Regions from separate parts of the Homo sapiens genome. Here region 1 is linked to region 2. A link is an interaction called in ENCODE POLR2A ChIA-PET data of the cell type or tissue named here. Cell type or tissue: PC-9. All regions are shown on one strand.

Region 1 (2,500 bases), 170 kb after region 2:
TACTGCTCTCTGACTCATAATCTTATTGGATGCCTAATCTTTGCTATCTTTATGATATTTGTCACTGTATTAGCATTATATAGCTCCTGTAAATGTTACGCCAGATACAGCAAAAGGAAAAAGGCACAACTGAAGACCCAGATCATGATAGCTCACAAAATGGATCTGTTGCCAGATTTTTTTTTTTTTTTTTTTTTTTCCAGACTAAACCCTAGGCCTGACTTCATCTCACCCCTTAAACAATTGGCTATTATATCAGGTCAGACCGTGTCCTCTCCCCCATGATCCAAATCGCTAATATTTTAAAACTGTTACCACCAACCAGACTACTCCAGGAATGAGCCTTCCTAGCACTGAGAGACCTCGCCAAATGACCAAATCAGATAACTCTAGGAATGAGCCTTCCTAGCACTGTGGGACCTGTTGCTGTTTGGCCTGTATATGCATGCTATGGAATGCTTTTCGGCCAAGAGTGGGGACTGAAGACTAAACTCTGATTTTTTTTTTCTTGCCCAAATTCCTATCTAAGGGGTCCAGTCATGCCCTACGAACATAAATTCTCATCAGATGGGTTTTATTTGACCCTATATATCATGATTTGCTTCCCAACCTGACTCTGGCATAACATTACGAGACAAAGAAGAAAATAAAAATATTTTACCCCAAAACATGTTTCTTTGTCATATTTTGAAATGACCCTGCAAAGCTGTTCTTTGTGGGGGAAAATTTGCGTCTGTAAAGAATTGCTATTAACATAGCTAGATCTTTTTCTTCTAGACCCTCCCAATCCTAAAAAGATTAATTAAGGTCTGAATAGGAAACATTTGTCATCTATTATCTCTAAGGGCAGCCACTGTAAGACTTCAATATAACTTTGGTTTCCACAATCTTTATCTTAACCTGAACATTCCCTTTCTATCTATCCCAGGACTAGACAAACTCAACCAATTGTCAATCAGAAAATGTTAAAATTCACCAATAGCCTGGAAGCCCCCACTTTGAGTTGTTCCGCCTTTCTGGACCAAACCAATGTATTTCATGTATTTCTTAAATGCATTTGATTGATGTCTCATGCCTCCCTAGAATGGATAAAACCAAACTGCACCCTGGCCACTTTGGGTAGATACATGTTCTCAGGACATCCTGAGGGCTGTGTCACAGGCAGGATCACTCGTTTTTGGCTCTTCAAATATTTTACACAGTTCGACTCTCTTCGTCGACACAGACGCTATAGTTCTTTTAAAATAATTTTTTAAATTTAATTTTTTTTGTTTTTTTGAGATGGAGTCCCGCTCTGTCACCCAGGCTAGAGTGTAGTGGCTCGATCTTGGCTCACTGAAGCTCCGCCTCCCTGATTCACGCAATTCTCCTGCCTCAGCCTCCCGAGTAGCTGGGACTACAGGCGCCTGCCATCGTGCCCGGCTAATTTTTTGTATTTTTAGTAGAGACGGAGTTTCACTGTGTTAGCCAGGATGGTCTCGATCTTCTAACCTTGTGATCCACCTGCCTCTGCCTCCCAAAGTGCTGGGATTACAGGTGTGAGCCACTGCGCCAGGCCATGAATTTTTTTTTTTTTTTTTTTTTTTAATATAGTGATGGAGTCTCAGTGTGTTGCTCAGGCTGGTCTTGAACTCCTGAGCTCAAGCAATCCTTCTGCCTAAGCCTTCCAAAGTACTGGGATTACAGGTGTGAGCCACCTATCCAGCCCTAAACCTAGTAGTTCTAATTTCTTTTCTGTTCCGGAACACTCGGTTGGAAGGATAGACCACACCTATCTGGAGTGGATAACTGTAAATTGAACATGTCTCACAAATCATCTCGCCTGATGGGTATGGGTATCCTATCCCCACCCTGAGGCCTTTTTCTTGAGAATCAATAGTGTGAGGAAAATAAGATGGATTCAGGTCATTTGGGGCAGCCAATCGAGGATGGCTGAGCTTTTGGAATTGCTGATACACACACCTGTGCAAGCTTGGATTTAGGAAAGACAACTTCATTTTATCAACAAGAAAAATTGGAGTCCCTGAAAGATCTCTTTCTGTTTATCTTTTTCTAATATGTCTTTTCTGGGGAATAAGTGACTGTGGAGTAGTTTAAAAGCTGCCGCTCCTTGGCCAGTGGATCTCTACCTTGTAAAAATATTAGTTCTTGCTGGGTGGGAATTTGAATATCTTGGAGATATGAAAGGGTGTGCTTGCTGCTCTATTTAGAACTGACTACAATCAGCACTTAGCGTGTGTCCGGCTGGCTCGCCAGAGGGAGAGTAAGAATCCTTGAACTAGCCACAATAACCCTTTCCTTCCAACCTTGTAGCTCTGTGCACGCCCTTAGAGATAAACCAGCCTACTCAATGCAAGGGCAACTCCCATGCCACAGTTTCTCTCGGGCTGCCGTCCAGGCAGGTGTCTGGAAGCGTGATTTACGATCATGATGAGTAGGCAGATTGGGGCTGCTTCTTCCATTGTTGTTTGCCTAAGGGACTAGTATGACTCCCACTCCC
Region 2 (2,500 bases):
AAAAAAGAAAATTATTTCCCTCCTACAGCAAAATTCATTTTCATTTCTCTCCATATTACACCTCCTGTTGGGTTCAACAGAGACTTTGGAACAGACTACACTGCTAAAAACATAAATAAATAAATAAATAAGTGGGGGCAGCACTTCTGATGGCCCTGTGACTAGCCCTAGTTATATCCCTCCGTCACTGTTACGTGCTGAAATTGGAGGGGACTCTTCTCCGAGGACACAGCCTCTCCCCAGCAGTGGGTGGGCACCAGGCAGCGAGGAGTGAGGGTACCCAGAGTGTGTGACAAGCCAGCCAGGCAGTGGAGTGCAGTGGGCTTAGTGGTGGCATTGTCATTAAGTTGTTAAGTAAACTTTTCATTTTAGAATAGTTTTAGATTTTCCAGACAAGTTGCAAAGATAATACAGGGAGTCCCTGTACACCTCTCACTCTGGTTCCTGTTCTTATATCTTACATAATGTGGACATTTATCACACTAAGGAACCGACACTGGCACCTTACCATGAACTCAATGCCACACTTCATTCAGAGTTCTCCAGTTTCCACCTAATGTCCTTTTTCCGTCCCAGGACCCCTTCTGGGACATTGGATGTAATCGTCATGCTCCTTCTTTGATAGCCTTGACGGTTTTGAGAAATGCTGGTCAGGTATTCTGTGAAACATCCCTCCTCTGTGGGCTGTCTGAAGTTTTTTTTCCTGGCTAGACCGAAGGATAGTGGTTTTTGATAATGGCTCTATCCAGGGGGCCAAACCGCCTGGACAGGAACCCTGGCTTTACCACATCTTAGCCATGTGGCCTTGGACAAATGAACCTCCACGGGCCTTCATTTCCTCATCGAATGTAGAGGAAAAGCAAATACAATCTACCTCCCAGGAACTGTGGGGATTAAAGAGGCTAACTCTGAGAAAGAAGGTGAGTGGATAATCAGAAATGCTTCATGGAAAGCAGAGGTGGCCACTGACGCATTTAACAACACAGATACTGTGCCAGAGATCCAGCGCAAAGATTAGTAAGGGACACGCCTCATTCCCAGATGCCTGCAGTCCAATGGGGATGAAGTGCAAACAGATCATTGAAACTTGACACCAGGAGGACTAATGTGGGGATACACAGAGGACTGGAGCCTGCGGTGTTGGAGGGGAAGCCAGACTGCTGAGGGATGAATAGGAGAAGCCCCCACGGAGTAGAGGGAGGAAGCCCCATGTTGAAAGGTCCAATTTTCTGCAAATTAGCCAAGTGCCAGTGTAGACTAAGACACACTGTAAATTGGCTTATGCAGCGCTACTTAATCACCCTCCATAAACTATTAACAGCTCTACACAATGAAACAATGAAGACATTCACCTTTGTCCAGCACAAGAAAAAACAGTCTCAGACTAACCCGCCAAGCTCTACAAACCACTAAGGACTAAAATCACCTCCACCCTTACCAATAAAATGTGGGCAAAATTACTGTTTTACAATGCAGTATACTCTTTTCAAATTATGTTTTAAAAGAACCACACAGTAGACAAGTCATTTTGAAGGATCCATTTTTAATTCTTTCTCAGTTTGAAAGGCCTTCAGTCACTCAAAATTTGGAAATTCCCAAGATCTCCCTCAGGGGAATCAAGGGGTGGGACAAAGCAGTGGCAGGGGGGCTGCAGTGAAGACCCTGCTGCAGTGAATGGAGAATGGGCCGAGCCCAGGAGGCTGACGTCTGAGGTCTGTCCATCAAATACAGCCATGTCCTGGTGAGGCAGCTCACCGGAGGCTCTGAGGCCCGAAGCCAAGGAAGGAAAGTTCCTCCTAGTTCCTACTGGCTCCTCATCAGCTTCTCCACTACCCCTGGATGACACGCCCCATCTAGACCAGAACAAAGGCCCTCTGCTTCCCCTATCTCGTTCCCAGGAAGCCTCTCACCTCCTGAGGACCAATGGTAAGAACACCCAACAGGCTCAACCCAACAAGAGCTCCTTCCCCAGCAGGACACTGAGACACCCAAAGGAATTTCCTAGGGGTGGATTCCAGCATCCCCATCCATCCATCTCCCTCCCACCCCATCCATCCTTCCCAAATACTCTGGCCATGATGTAAGCCGCCCCCTCCCCAACACCACAACACACACACACACACACACACACACACACACACACACACACACACACACTCTGCCACCTGGTAAAAAGCCAAACTCCTGGCTAGAAGCAAGGACATGCGTGCAATAAACTTGCAAAACCCCCAGTGGTAAAGCCTTAATGCAAGGGGGGCCCTGCCGCACAGCAGGGCGGGGGCAGGGAGGAGCAGGGCAGGAGCTCCCCTGGGAAGCCAGCATGCTGCTCCTCAACCGGACTGCAGACGACAGCCCCAGCTCCTGCCCTCTCCGCCTCAACACTCCTGGCCTCGCTTCTGCTCTCTGAAAAATGGAGTCCTTCTCTCCTTCTTAAGCCTCATGGAAGGAAGGAAACTACAAGCAGAGTAATCTCAGGACTCAGAAGGCACAATCAGCAGTA

What was found. Peaks named below come from ENCODE experiments on the same cell type or tissue, not always from the same donor. Only the 100,000 strongest peaks of a DNase experiment are listed, where the experiment ranks them.
Region 1: POLR2A ChIA-PET joins it to region 2 with 16 read pairs; 4 of 35 experiments call an interaction of 5 or more read pairs at or near these places.

What each region holds. Positions count from the first base shown.
Region 1 is chr5:17,067,795-17,070,294 of GRCh38, forward strand. No RefSeq gene overlaps it. Among named protein-coding and RNA genes, the nearest start is that of MIR10522, 87 kb to the right of the region's middle. In PC-9, no CTCF peak of the experiment used is centred here; no DNase peak of the experiment used is centred here.
Region 2 is chr5:16,893,647-16,896,146 of GRCh38, forward strand. All of the region lies in intron 1 of MYO10 (myosin X), which reads right to left. Among named protein-coding and RNA genes, the nearest start is that of MYO10, 41 kb to the right of the region's middle. In PC-9, no CTCF peak of the experiment used is centred here; a DNase peak (open chromatin) is centred at 955; H3K4me3 peaks cover 1,390 bases; H3K27ac peaks cover 2,500 bases.